Regions from separate parts of the Homo sapiens genome. Here region 1 is linked to region 2. A link is a loop called in an ENCODE intact Hi-C map of the cell type or tissue named here. Cell type or tissue: PC-9. All regions are shown on one strand.

Region 1 (8,000 bases), 77 kb after region 2:
TGAACTTATTTTGTTTCTATTATTTTATACTACATTCTCTATAAATTTAATTATATTTATATAATCCACTTTTCCCATTGAGCTACTTATTACATATACTGCTTTAATAAACTATAGTTTTTAAATAAAAACTCCAACTATATTGGAAAGCAGCTCCACATGTCTTTTTTTGGGAGGGGAGATTTTCTGGCTAATACTGCAAGGTTATCCTTTTAATTAATTTTACCCATTTATATATTATACTGTCATCAAAGTTTATTTAAAATATACTTATCTGTAAAGACTGAATACAATGCAATTTGAGTTCCCATATTTTAAGCAACTAAAATTATTGCTGTCCTTTAAATTTGGTGATGTTATTGATTTCATTATTTAAACAATATAGACACAGAAGGGGAACAACACACACTGGGGCCTTTTTGGGGGGCAGAGGGAGGGAGAGCATCAGGAAAAATAGCTAATGCATGCTGGGTTTAATACTTAGATAATGGGTTGATAGATGCAGCAAATCACCATGGCACACGTTTACCTCTATAACAAAACTGCACATCCTGCACATATACCCCAGAACCTAAAATTAAATAAAAATAATATAAGCACATTAAAGAAAATCTAGAAAATAAATTTTAAAAAACTTCCATTTCAGCTTTAGTGAGCATTTACTATACCTTCCCATAGATAGGTAAGTGTTTTCTAAACTACTGGATTTTACTTTGCTCAAGCCAGACAACACGAAAGTGTATAAAGAAAACAGTTAGTAATCTTTCACCTTTATATTTCTCTTCTACCTCAGGGAATCAGTGCTATCAATTTGGCATTTATCCTTTGCCATTGTTTTTCTTGCTCATAGAAATATACAAAAAATATATTTGTACACATATGTAGAATTCTGCATTGTTTTTTCTTCATGAACATTCTCCAGCTCAAAACATATTCATCTAATTTATTTTAATAGAATAGTAATATTCATAATACTGATACACCATAAATTTTATAACCATTTACTTATTTCCCACTATAAGCAGGAATAAACATACAGTCATAGCTATAAATATAAATATGTACATAGTTATTACATATGTAGTACATATCATATATATGTGTTTGCATAGTGTATCTGTAGTATAGATCCCAATAAGTAGGATTAAAATGTTTGCATATTTTAATTTAAGATGTATCAGATTAATTACCAAAAATGTTGTAACAAGTCACACTTCCAGTCACACTGTAAAGGAGTTTCTGTTTCCACAATCCCTAAATAGCATTAGATTTTGTAAGACTTTCAAATCTTTGTCAATCTATTGGATTTTTTTAAATCTTATTTTTGAGTGCCATTTCTCTGAATACTAGTGATTTAAACTTCTTTTTATCAGTTACTTTAATTCAGAAAGCAAATTGCTCATTTTATTGTCTATTTTTCTCTAGGTTTATCTTATTAACATCTTAGGATCTTTTTGTATACTAGGCATGTTAACCCTTTGTCGGTTTTTGTAAACCAAATAGTTTCTCCCAAAATATTTTCTTTTGCCTAAATATTGTGACTTTTGTACAAATAAATGTTTAATTTTAATGTACTCAAATATGATTTTTATCGGTTTCTTGTCTTATGATCTCCTCATCAAGTAAACTTTAACATGTTTTTAAATTATTATTTTTAATTACAAATCAATGTAGTACTTCATAAAAATTTTGAAATGCCAAGTGTGGGAGGAAAGAAAGTTGGCATGCTACATAATCACCTTTAGTGCTGTAGAGCATTTTTTCCAGGATATTTTTTTCTCATACATATTTTTAAAACTAAGTTTAATCCCACTGAAAACATTAGTTTTGACTATAATGAATAGTATACTAGTTCTATATACTATACATCTTCAAAAGTTTTTTGTGTGTATGTATTTTCATGATGCCAGATTGACCTCCTAGGAAGTAAAAAATGTCTACTAGAACTTTTCAGTTCTTACCACCAGACTAGTTTTGCTTTTTTTGTATTTTTACTTTAAAAAGACATTTGACAAAGATAAAGACAAACCCCAGAGTGAATGCAGATATTTCACAGTGTGCATAACCATGAAGAACTTGAAGATTCTTATGTACTATTTTTATTGCCTCAGCAAGTTCTGTAAATTAGACTTTGAAATATCTTGTGCACCTGTGCACCTGTGCCATGTCTCATTGTTGCAGACATGAACCTAGTCCTAATGGCATTTCAATTTTTGAATCTTTCTAGACGAGATATATCTTCTCTTTGTGGAAAAAGTGTATTCGATAGCTATAATGTCTGTATTGAGATAGTATAATAAGAAAGCACATAGTGGACAGAGCTGTGGTTCCAACATAAGTAAAACATTATTTCCAAAATAAGATTAATTACAGGGTTTTCATATTCTTCATTTTTGTTCACCATGATTAATCTTTCTCTTACCAGGTATCTGGCTTGGAATTCTCGAAGGAATCGGTATATTGGCTGTGATCACCAATGCATTTGTAATTGCTATTACTTCTGATTACATCCCACGTTTTGTTTATGAATACAAATATGGCCCCTGTGCAAATCATGTAGAACCAAGTGAAAAGTAAGGTTTAAATTTAAACATTTTCCTGATATGTTTTACATTTGTAATTAAAATAGGATCTTACTGGGAAGTTTTGTTCTGTGACCATTAAGGGTGGTGTTTCTAAGCATTGCATTTATAATGTGTTTATTAGGTGAAATCAAGCAAGGTAAAAAGGACAACAGTGTTATTATAGCAAATAATCTTAGAGTCCGTCTACTGTTTTTACTTGGAAATGCATCACAAGTATCAAAATATTAAAAATATATTTAGAAGTTACATTCTGTAAATAGAAGTTATCTTAGAATAACTTCTTACCATCTAGATGGTAAGAAGAATGCAATCTTCTTACCGTATAGATGGGGAAATTGCAACCTATACTGGCTAATCAAACTGCTGAATGGAGCAGTGCTAGTTTGTGGGAAGAAGCAGAACTTGAAGGAACTGTCAGCTCTGTGACTGGAGATTTTCAAAAGGAATTTACAACTAGGGGTTTTAAGGACGCAAAAAATCCTGTCTCCCATGTATTTTCTTTTAAAATTTAAGTCCACTCTTTGCAACATAGTTTCTCAGCCTCTGCACTATTGACGTTTTAGATCAGGTAATTCTGTCTTTTCATGGAGGGCAGAGGGCTGTCTTGTACATTGCAGGATGTTTAGCAGCACCCTTGGTCACCACCCGGTAGATACCAATAGTAACCTCACTATTCCCCAAGTTGTGGCAACCATAATTATCTCTGGGCATTGCCAGATGTCCTCTGGGGGACAAAATGACCCAGTTTAGAACCACTGCTTTAGGTGATACAGGTTTTCTCAGCTCTTTCCTTACTTAAATAAGGTATTGGGGGAAAAATGTAAGAGGGCATTGGATTTGAGGAACGGAGAGGAGTTGGAGGCACATGAAACAGAGCTGTAGCTGGAGATCAGCCTTAGGTGTGGAAGAAGCGACAGGAGAAGCTGCTTCTCCTGCTTCCTTCAGGAGTAGCTTTGGGTGTGCAGCTGATCCGGATGCAGGGCATGTGCCACAACAGGATGAGCCCTGGAATAGGAGGAAATGCACTGTTAACTCTGCTGAGGAACTGACGTTTTCTCAGATCAATGAAATACCTTTCTGGATATAAATGTCTCAGTTGTTTCAGATAGGTGATAAAGGGATGGATATTTCCTTTATGTATTGCATATCGTGGGGTCTTGTCAAAGGATTTTAACTTGAAGCCGGACATTTTAGGTTCGAGTTGTAACTTTGCCTTTTTTTAAAATTTTATAATAAATTGTCTACTTTATTTTAGAGATAATTGAAAATACAGAAGAATAAAAGGCCATAAAAACCCTAGCAAAAACAAAACGAGACTATAATTCCATTCCAGAAATACATATTACTAATATTTTGAACCCATCTTTTCAGATGTATTCTATTCATGTACACATTTTAAAGGTATATAACAGTAGAATCTGACTTTTTTGATAATCTGTTCTTAATTATTTCTGCCCTTAACAATATAGAATGAGTAAATATTAAACTTCTGTAGTTTTAAACTTAGACATGCTTATCCTGTATTCTGCTTTTTAGTAAAAGGCATGTCATTAATCTGGACCTAGTTGGTTCATAATAAGAAATGTTCGGCCGGGCGCGGTGGCTCACGCCTGTAATCCCAGCACTTTGGGAGGCCTAGGTGGGCAGATCGCAAGGTCAGGAATTCCAGACCAGGCTGGCCAACATGGTGAAACCCCCTCACTACTAAAAATACAAAAATTAGCTGGGCGTGGTGGCGGGCGCCTGTAATCCCAGCTACTCGGGTGGCTGAGGTAGGAGAATCGTTTGAACCCGAGAGGCGGAGGTTGCAGTGAGCCAAGACCGCGCCATTGCACTCCAGCCTGGACGACAGGGCAAAATTTCGTCTCAAAAAAAAAATATATATTCATAGCCCTTATGATTAAGAAGTGGTGTCTGAAATAAGATCTTATGAACTCTAAAGCACAATTTAAGTGTAAGAGGGATTTCGTATTAGTAGTTTTAAAAACCCTGTTTTTTCTTAGTTCAAAATAATCTAGAAGCAGATGTTAAGGATTTAAAATATACAGGCTTGTTAGGGAGCCCTCTTCCATAGCATTATTTGCCAGTGTCTTCACTGCCACCTAGTGGCAGGTGAAAATGAGATTGACTGGGTATCTAGCACTCTGCGTTTATGTAGATAGCGCCTGCCTTTCGTGTAGATAGCGCCCGACATCTCCATATTCATCGGTTAGGAATATAGACTAATTTCAAGCAAAGATGTGGAGGGCTTATGTTACAGTGACACCACACATTCAGAGGAGCACCCTGTTTATTTTCCATGTATGCTTAGCAGCTAAATTGGCATAGATTCATTCAGATTGGAAATTTTCGGAGCAAGGTGGCGGAAGAAGATGACAGTGGGAGGGGAGGATATTGGCAAAAGAGTAGGTGAAATGATAAATTATTTGTTCTAGTATGGACAACGAATGGAGTGAAGCCAGCATAGCTCTGTAATTAAGAATTCAAGGTTTAGAATCAGATAGATGCGTGTTTGAATCTAGGTTCCGAGGGCAGTCCTTCTTAACATGTGGTCTGCAGATCTCCTTCAGGGGTCCATGAAGTCGATGCGATTTTTATACTGAAATTAAGATATCATTTGCCCTTTTCATATATTGACATTTTCCCTAGTGATCCAAAAATATTGGTGAATAAAGTTTCTGGTAGTTTTGCATAACTAAAGGCAGTGGCACCAAACAGTATTGCTAGTGATTGTATTCCTCACCATAATTTGGCCAACATAAAAAATTTCAGTAAGAAGTTCAGTGTGTCCTCAGTGAAGCAGCAATAATTATTGATTTAATAAAATCTCCACTATTGAATAGATGCCTTTTAAATATTCTATGTGACAAAATAGGAAGTGTGCATAAACCACTTTCTGCTGAATGCCAAAGCGTAATGGTCGTCTCAAAGAAAAAAAATACTCATGTGATCGTTGGAGTTACAAACTGAGCAAACTTTTTTCCAACATGAAATAATGATTGCCAGACAAACTATGATTATTCAGACTTGGATACTTAGCAGTCTTTTACAGAATGCTCACTACTAGCTTGTCATTTTAAAGAAAATAATTGCTATATTTATTGCCATTGAAAAAGTTCAAGCACTGAAGTGAAAGTTAAGAATTTTGGATAACTTTTGTTTACCACTTTGAGCCTAAAAGCTTCCCAATTTTTTTTCTGATAAAAATAAATGGTGATATTAACAATTGTGAGTTTTTTCATGATCTATAGTAAAAAATATGTCAATATTTGGAAGAGCTGCATGGTTCCAGGAACTAATTTTCCAAATAACCCATATTTGATGTTATAAAATCATGAATGAATAAAAGATGAATTTAAAATGCAAGTTAGACTTAGGGATTTTAATGTAACAGAATGAAAACGTCATTGATATGGTTTAAAATTCCGCATTGCAACTAAACCTTAGAAAGTATCACATGTAGAGCTTTGACGGAATGTCAATGAAAAATATCCACAATTGTTTCAAATACTATTAAAATAGTCAATACATGAGACCAGATTTTCTACTTATTCTTCAACCAAAACAACATATTGCAACAGATTTTATATAGAACCAGATATGAGAACCTAGCCGTCTTCTGTTAAAACAGGCATTAAAGGGATTTGCAAACATTTAAAGTAATGTCATTCTCACTATGTTTTTCTTTTGGAAAATATAGGTATTTTTCTTTAAGAAACGGGTCATTTATATTAATTTACCTTAATATAAATTATTTTTGTTTTTAAATGAAGTAATAGACGTTTTCTAAATTTCTCAGCTTTAATTTCAAATATCTTAAAATATCAATAGATACACCTCTGTGAAAAAAAGAAAAAAGCTTCTTCAGATCCTCAATAATTTTTCTAAATGCAAAGGGGTTCTGAGGGCAAACGTTTTTGGAATTATAGGCCTACAGGAAGTTACTTAGTCCCTTTAAACTTCAATTCTTTAGTCATTATGATGGAGATAAAATATATATGTTTTAAGGTTGTTGTAAAAATTAATTTTAACAATTCTTTGAACTCACCTGGATCTCTAAAGCATTGGTCATAATAACTCATTCTTGCCCCTCCCCTTTCCTTTGATGTCCTCTTTTCCATCCTTAACCATCTTACAAACCAGTTGCCCAATCACCGTAACCACTTCCTTGGATACGCAGGTCCTTTCCCCCATTCACTTTGTTACGGAATTGCAGAATCACATCGTTGGTTCTCCAGACTCTTTGTCTACTCTGCACTGCACTCATGCAGCTGCATGCAAATGAAGGAAAATGAACAACCACACTGACTAGTTTCACTTTAAATTTGTATCACATACTTTGTGTGGACCTGACAAACGTATTTTATTTTTCTAGTCCATTTGCCCGTCTACTTTTTTAGAGAAGTTTGTCATAGCTTCTCCTTGCTCCTCAAGCCTTCTGAACCTCCTTTTTTATTCTCACTCTGACCTGATCTTGCTTCCTACTTAAGAAAAATTGAATCAATTAGAAAAGATCTTCCACAGACGTCTATTATCACATCTTCCTACCTACAGTATGTGTCCCATGTAGCCTGCCTCCTCCAAGTTCCTAGAAATAGAACCATCTGTGCTCCCATACTGAAGGCAAAATTCCTCCACTTGTGCCCTGGATCTCTTCTTCTTTCCCTATCTGAAACCATCATTCTAGTAATTCACCCCTTTTTCTCATACATTATGTATTTTGCCTCTATTTACATTTTCACATTAACATTGAAACATGCTTTTATTGTTCTAGTCAATAGATAAAGTCCTCCCTTGTCCTGGCTGCCTTCCAGTTACATCTTTATGTCTTTGCTCCCATTTATAACAGAAACTACATCCAAAGAGTTTTCTGTTCCTATGTTCTCCAATTCCCCTTCTCTTCTTCCCTTTTAAACTCTCTTCGATAATGTGTATGCCCCATGGCTCCGTTGAGATGTCATGATGACTTTCACATTGTCAAACCCACTGGTCAACTCCAGTTCTCACATCATTTGGCTTCTCAGCAGCATTTGATAATTGAGCATTCCCTTCTTAATGTACTTTATTCACTTGACTTTCAGAAAGACACATAATTTCTGTTTTCCTGCTACCCCACCAGCCACACCTGCCAAGTCATGTCTGCTAGTTCTCCTCATCTCTCAGCTTTAGTTTTGGAGTTCCCCAAGGGCTCAATCTATGGACTTATTATCTTCTGTATTTCTATTTATTTCCTTGACCATCTAATTCAGTTTCATGGATCGATCTACGCTCATACCTGAATTCTAGCCTTGAATATTCCACTGTCTGCTTGGCATCTCCTCTTACCTGTCTAATAAACATCTAAAACTTGCCATGCCCAAATTTAAAGTCCGAATTTCATCCAATCCTGCTTAACCTTCAGTCTTGCCCATATCA
Region 2 (8,000 bases):
CTGTAATTTAAGAAAATCACGATAACTGTCTATTATGGTTTCTAGATGGACATCTTTACCATGAAGTTTACAGATTAGCATTTACAAAGCATGAATGATTATCTCTGGCACCTGTAGTTGACCAATATTTACTTAAATTGATGCCTCACCTAGTGTGTTTAAAATATAATTCAGTTTAGTTTAAAAATAGTTATGTGTACCTTTTCAGAAACATCTCTCTCCTGTGAACTCTGCAAAGTTCACAGCAAACATAATGCTCCTTTTCATTATCTACGGCATGTGATCTAATTTGTCAATTGTACTTAGCCACTATTTTCAGCATTATTATGGCATTCGATTTATTTTCTCTATATCTAGTTGTTTTGCTATTTTTCTCTTCCTAATAAAGTGGTCACCAGTGGGGGGAAAAATGTCCTTAGCTGTTCTTCTATTTTTCTTATAATATTATGTGAGAGACATGGCATTGAGCTTTCATTACCTGCCTGTAATGAAAATCTACACATCAAGAGTCAATAAAGTGAATTCTGTTGTTCCTGTTTCACCTTGCCTGTGACATTGAACCACCAAGGGGATCTCTCATTCCTTTACCCAGCTTTTGATTGTAACTTGAAAACCTAGGGTATCAACACCCCCAAACGTGCGAAGCACTCTGTTACTGCCTATAATTTATCTCCCAGGAAAAGGAGAGAAATGGAAGAGAGGGGTAGTTCAGTATGTTGTGAATACTATTAAATATTTATGGTTTATTCAGAAATTTATACACTACAGATAAGGCTTTTGTGAAGACGGATTGTCCTGACATTGCAGTAGGGACAAGTTTGCCTCTGCTGCCTGGCTTCTAGGAGAGCCAGGTTACGCCACTTACTCAGGTTCCTTTCATCTTAAAGTCGTAGAAGCAGCCAGGAATTGAAGTCATCCGTTATTCAGAACCCCACCATGAAATTTTGCTGGAGTAAGGTCCAGGAGATTTGGCCGAAGTTTGACCTCATGCCAACTGAACAAAGCACATTGCAAGTGACAGAAGCCTAATGGAGGTGGGACAGCAACTCCAGAGGGCAACAAATGAAATCTATATATGTTTTACTTTCGTGTGTGCTTTCCTTTTAGCCTCTCTCCATCTCTGGAGTTCAAATATCTAACTCTATGTTATATACTTGCTTTATAAAGCTGAAATGATGATGGATTATGGATGGTATCCCTGAGTGCACCCAAGTTCATCTGTCAGCCAGGTGCACTGTGGGGGCAGACAGAAGGTGGGATGAAAGAAAAGTAGAATTGCAGAGGGAGAGAAATCAGGAGAACCCAGTAATGATTTCACCTCCTGATCTTTGCCTCTTTTTGCATCTGGGTGGTAGCTCCTAAGAGAAATTTTGAAGTTATAAAATAGAGGTTTAGGATCATCACAAACTCGAAAACCTTCTAAAGGTAGAATTACTATAAAGTGAACAGAGAAAGAAAGGAGGATTTCCAGTTCCTTTGTGATACCTTAAATACAGATTCTAAACTTTCCTGTATATATTAACATTTTTTTTGTTTTAAAATTTAACTAGTTTTAAAATATATTTTCATAGTGTCACTGTTTTAGAACAACTCCTCTACAGAGGGAGAATGAACACGACTTTCGCCTTCTTTGTTACTGGCACTGGAAAGTGGTTTCACATTATTACTTTTGTATGGAGGGCTGCAGAAAGTGATGAGAAAAAACAAAAACAAAAAACACCTCTGGCCAGTAAGGGAAGCAAACCCACATTCACTGTCCATATTTTTGCTTCCTTTTAAATGCATAAAGTCATTATTCTGTCCAGGCTCTCTGTTGAAATCGTGGGTCATACTTATTTTATACCAAGCTTTGGAAATAAGGAGATGTCCTGGTTTATGTCAGGTAATTAACCCATATAAGGGCAAAGAAATGCTACTCATTCTAAACAGAATCAAAATCAGAAATTCTAAATAGAATCATCAGTTCAGGTATACTGCAGGCATAATATAAAAACATGTTTCTATAGTAAAATCACTGACGACTATACATTGGGCTGCCTTTTCTCCAAGTTGTGTTTGATCATTTCTTCTCACAGATGTTAGGCTACAAATTAAGACAGATGGGTTTTGTTTGTCTCTCAAAGAAAACTCTGTCTGCTATGTAGCTAACATCTCAGGAAGAACTTGAGTGTTACTCTGAGTGACTTTTTCCAATGTTGGACAGTATTTTTAGTTTCCTAAATTCAAGAGCAACAATAAATGAGGACATAAGACATCCTTCTAAAAATGCCTCTTTTATGAGAGGGTTTTGGAAGCGTAACCAACTAGAAAAAGGATTGTGACTGAGAAACTTAGGCCTCTCATTTTACTTTTATGTGATGTAAAAAGAAAGAAAAAATAAAAAAGAAAAGACTGGCTTTCTTTCAAGAAAAAAACAAATTTCAGAAGTTTGAGAACATTATTCTGGCTAAAAGACTTAGGCTATGTAACTACAGGAAAAATGTAGAGTTTGTCATATGACCTGCTACCTTGGGAGTTTTCAGTCATAAAATTCAGTACTTAACTAATTAGTGATGAGTGTCAAGCTTAGAAAGAAAGAAAGTTTCTCCGAAAGGAAAGTTCTAGATCAAAATTTTCAAGCATAGGGTTTCCAGCCTTCTGTATCATACTGTAATGTCTATAGGAGCAGCCTCTACAGACTAAATAGAAAGTAGATAAATGGAAATCAGCATCCTTTTAATAAAAAAAGAGGCTTATATAGCCACAAAATGAAAATAATTTTAAGAAATTTTACCACATTTTCATTTCATAGGATGTTTTCTGTAGTAACTGATGTAACCTTTTAGATTTCCAGTGAAAGTTAGACATGTACACATATCATGCTAAATAATTATATGTACTGTACAACAGTTTCCCAACTTTTTAATTAAGAAAATCTTTGAAAAAGATTTATAGAAGCTTCTAATCTATTTTATTAGAAGATTTTTTCCAAAACTATTCTAATACTTAAAGCAAAAACCTCTAATACTTAAAGCAAAAACCTTTCAGCACAAATGCATAATTTAAATCTAAGATTCAATTTATATTCATGCTGCCACTTCCACTTTAAACATTTTGAAACCTTTACTAAGATCTGACTTAAGAAAATTCTATTTCATAGTCACGTATGTTTTAAATAAGGCTTTTATTTAACTCTTCTGCTGGTTCTGTAATCTAGCAAATTTGGCAGTAATTTTTAAAGCTAACTCATTTAGGAGTGCAAATACTCATTTGGAAGGTCATTACTTAATAAAACAACTACTTGTCTCTGCAAGGATTGCCGTAGCTACTTGCCAGGCTGTTCTGTCAAAGTTGAGACCACTGCGATTCTCTTTGGTAAATAATCAAGGAAGAGAGAGAGTAGAGAGTGAAAGAGAGAAAGCGAGAGACCTAAGTGACCCAACGCACACTTACCTTCAGGCTTAGGAGGTATTTACAATCAGGAACTGAAATATCACAGTTGTCCTGTCTGAAAGGAATCTGTCGTGCATTAGAGAAAACAGATGGGTTAAGTGTGACAATGTCGCACTGAGCAGGAGGGTGCCAGGGAAACAAAATTAGGTGGGGCTGGCTGTATCTTGCTTGTGTAACAGAGCGCCCAGGAACCTGACTGACCTGCTTCTCAGCTGTAAGCATTAAGATATCACCTCATTCAGGCCTTTAACAACAACAACAAAAGCCCAACCCTCCAGTTTTCATAGGTTGATCGTTTTAGCTTTGGGACAAGGTATTACTCTCGTCAGTGGTAGCAAAACACGGGTCATCAATTTTTTTTTTCACCCTAAGTGAAAAAAAGGACAAAGATTTTGGCAAAGTCATCTGGTATAGCAGGAATTTCTGACATGTGCTGGGCCCCCTGCTCCTTGCAGGTGAGGAATCCAAACAAGTCATGCCCTGCACTTGTTGCTCTATGCCAGCCGCACATTCTCTGAAATCATAAACAATTTTTCTGTACTCTAGTAGATTGCCCTATTTGTGTACTTAAAGCCTAAGTAGAGAAAATGTAGTGGGGTCAGTAGTGAGGCGTCTATTCTGAGGTCCACTGAAATTGTTTTTTTAAGAAACTCCTACTTAACACAAAGTGAATTAGTAGCATATATTGGGATCCCTGAGAACGCTGTGAGGTGTTACATGAAAAATAATCATCATGACTGAGATTCGGTTTCTTGCTGACTTTCAGGAGTTTGGAGAGGAACTGGGGCCTGAGAATGGCCATGTGATCCTCACTTATCCTAGGAGCCTTCTCGATTAAGTAGTTTCCACCCTGTGTTCTCTCTGGTTTACTCTCACTTTAGAAGCTGGAGAATTTCAGAAGTGCCCAGGTAATGCTTGATTAAATACTAGAGTTGAATAACAACTTGGCATACTTCCTACACTTCCTTTCAGAGCTTATGAAAGGGAGAAGAGTGAAACTGGGATCTTCCGCACATCAGCGTTTGGGGATGGCGCCAAGGGCCGTTCAGCTCAATATGCCTGAGGTTCATACTTGGTTTCTGCTGCACAAGGAGATAGGTTTTCAACTGCTGAGCGAGAAACGAAACTTTAGCTAAAATGCAGGAGCTAGTAAGCTTCAAATGGAATGCAAAGAATCTGCCCAGTTAATTGGCCCGAGGAAAGAACAAGGTAATTCTATAGTTTTAAATTTTCTGAAGCCCAAAGGCCCCTTCAGAGTTTGATTAGAAATTAAACCAACCCCGAAAAAATATTGTCTCAAAAGATATTTAAGCTGTCTCTACTGTGGTACGAAGAAAAGCAGGTTAAATTTAATCAAACAGTTAGTTACTGAACAGTGGCTTAATAGAATTCAATGGCTTATTTTCAGATTAGCCACTTTTTAGGTAAAAATCCAACTAAATATATTTTCTGTTTGTAGTTAGAGAACTGAACATGATTGGGCAGGACTGGGTGCACCTTTTCCCTAGGCCTTTTCTGCAATATGTGTGGGAATATCATTATCCCCTTCTGCCTTAACCATAGTAATTATGGCTTATACCAGGCATAAACATTGCAATGCACTTTTGCTATAGCTCTCCGTTTTCACTGCCATAAAAGTCCCGCTAATTTCTCATGTTGCTTTTTCCTGAAGACCCTTTCTGTGGGCCCAGAATCCTATTCATCATTGCCCTCCTTACAATCATAATCAATTGATTAGACCTCACCCTAGAGATAAACCTTACCTACCCTCACTGTCTTGAGCACATCTGGAAATAAACTTATAAAATGTAAACTGTACGTAAATTTAATGCCTCAGTTGTTACTTAGCTCACTTAGTTGTTATCAGAAACCTTTGTTTACTCATGGAGTTGGAGTTAAAAAGTAATTTCTAGCCAAACAAACAAGTTTCACTGAGATACAGTCCTAGGTTCTAGGTAAGACCAATCCCACTTTAGACCTCCTTTCTCCAGAGGAACTCCACAATGAGAGATAATTACCTGCAATTTCATCAGCAAACCCAGCTGAGATGACACACTGTGCAGTGCTTGTATAATTTTTTTTGGTACTTACCCACTATGGTGCCTTTCATCTGGCACTCACCAATTGCTTTACACTCATTAATTACGTTTCACAATACATACTGGGAGGAAGAAAAACCTCTTCCTAGTCTGCAATGATAGAACCACTCACAAGTGGAGTTTCCAGAACACGAAGACACATGAATATCACTAATGGATCTGAATACAGAAGCAGACATAGCTTGGGACCACACTTCAAACTAATTGAAAACATTGTTTTGAATCCAAAAGAGTATCTTTTTGTACAAATCCTATAGCATCAAATCTTGATGCTGATGTCACATGTAGGGAATTTGCATTGATCAGATTCACTGATAGCATATTTAGTCTGATACAGGCTACAAGTGGAATTCATGTTTGTTTCCCCATAGGGACATAGGTACTTTAAGCAAATAAGAAATATTTGAATAATAGTAAAATAAATTACATTATGAATCTATTATTTGAGAGTATTTTAATGATATTCTTTATAAATAAAATAGAATTTAACGGCTGGGAAATGTATTTGGGGATAACATTTAATTTATTTCAATATTCTATTAGGATAGAAATAGAGGGATTATTCTCATAAATGCTAATGGTTGTTTATTATTCAAGTTTATCTTTCTCTGGTAAGTAATATGGTGCTATAATAAGATCTTCTTCACTTAACTATAACTTTTTGGAAAGGTCAAATATTCCATTTTGGGGTTAAGGAAATTCTAGGACAATGCCCTTGGTTAAGCAGAGGTTATGATATTGCATATACATATATGCAAGTATACATACTTGCATGCATACATACATAAATGGTGAGCTAAAGAAAGTTGTAAACCTGGTCAATCAACTAAAAATAACTTTAAAGGATAGATCTTTATGTGATTTGGGGCATTTAATTCGACCATAGTTAAAAGAATTGAATGATAAGACTATAGCAAAACCTGTTGCATTTCTATCTATATATTTATGTGAACCTGTTTTCTTAGTAAACATTTTGAAATATAAAATATATAATTGAAAATACCATATTGTAACAATATAAAATATGAATTGAAAAACAAACACAAACCCTATTGATATCCTTAAGAATATAACAGTCTTAGATTTTGCATTTAATATTCATTAAAATTTAAAATTGATTATATTGTTTTATTACTTCTGATGATTACTCAATTCTAATTGTTTTTTAAGGTAAGAGCCTAATGGTCACAAGAAATTTTAAAAATTTAAACAATTGCTATCTCATTTTTAAAATTATTTTAGAGTACTATGCAAGATAATCAACACTTTCAAACATAAATATATATTAGAAATATTTTGAAGTAGAAATTGGATGGAAATAGATTTAAAGATAAAATGAACAATTTAAATTTTGCAACAGATTAGTGCTTTTTAAAGGTATATTTTTAAAGAGACACAATTAGGTATAAAATACTAGTATAAATTTATTTTAAAATGTCCATTTTTATAAAGCACTGGAAATCATAACCTTTACGACTATTTAAATATATAATGGAAAGAAATTTTGTACAAGGAGATAAATAATTTCACAAAATTATTTTAGCGATTACACAATCATTTTCAAAACCACTGACATTGTGCAGCTATTAAATTCAGAGTAGTAAATCAGACATTTTCAATAATTTCTATGTGATGGCTAATAGTACTTGAAGCTGTTCATAGGTTTAAAATATTTTCTTGGGTATTTTTCTGTATTATTTAGGGTCTCACATAGTGTCCACTATATCTTTTTATCTTCCCTTCCAGTTCTAGCCAAACAAAAACAAAAAAGGTAGAGGATAGCGTTGTTACAAGATGATGGAAACATTTAAAAAATAAACAATACTTTCTTCAGAATGATACTTTTGCTGACGTGATCATAGTCCGCACATGTTAGCAGAAAGACTTTGTCGCTCAGGTGGCCCCATGAAATCTTTATTCAGTGTTAGCACTCTGGGGCTCTGTCTCTGGCTAGATTCTCCAGATTTATAATCACCAAGGAAGCAGTGTGCTGAGTAGAACAAGCTCAGGCTACCACGTCACAGTTTCTTTGTTTTGAATCCTGGTTTTGCCACTTAATGGTTTCATAACCTTGGATAATTGCCATCACGTTTCCAAGAATATTTTCTCATTTGTACAATAAAGAAAGTGACACTACTTCTTAGTTGTGTGTGGAGTCAAGTTAAAATAGATAAAATAATTGTGTGTTACTGGACACTTAGTAGTCAAACTCAATTAGACTTAATTAATTATAAATATAATAATTTTTTTGGAGATGATAAAAATTGAGGCTTCAGTGTCAGCATGAATAAATGTTGAGAGGAATCTAACTAAGTGTACAAGCACATATTAGATTATTTTGAATTTGCATCTCTCAGCACATAGTAGTTACTCAATGAATATTAATTTCATGAAAAATGAATGAGTAAACTCTTCTTTATTTTTACCTGAATTTTTCCCTGCCAGAGAGGCTTTCTCTGATCACACTTT

The links. Hi-C counts contacts between places; a loop is a spot of excess contacts. Peaks named below come from ENCODE experiments on the same cell type or tissue, not always from the same donor. Only the 100,000 strongest peaks of a DNase experiment are listed, where the experiment ranks them.
Region 1: a loop joins it to region 2, with 3 times the contacts of the local background. A loop is called at or near these places in 2 of 110 quality-filtered maps.

Annotation. Positions count from the first base shown.
Region 1 is chr11:26,645,284-26,653,283 of GRCh38, forward strand. It overlaps ANO3 (anoctamin 3), which reads left to right. Exons shown (of 27, transcript NM_031418.4): 24 at 2,426-2,573. Among named protein-coding and RNA genes, the nearest start is that of SLC5A12, 73 kb to the right of the region's middle. In PC-9, CTCF peaks have their summits at 4,715 (motif pointing left) and 4,917; no DNase peak of the experiment used is centred here.
Region 2 is chr11:26,568,609-26,576,608 of GRCh38, forward strand. The region is part of intron 14 of ANO3 (anoctamin 3); the gene reads left to right. It overlaps MUC15 (mucin 15, cell surface associated), which reads right to left and starts at 3,655. Exons shown (of 5, transcript NM_001135091.2): 1 at 3,433-3,655. In PC-9, no CTCF peak of the experiment used is centred here; a DNase peak (open chromatin) is centred at 3,643.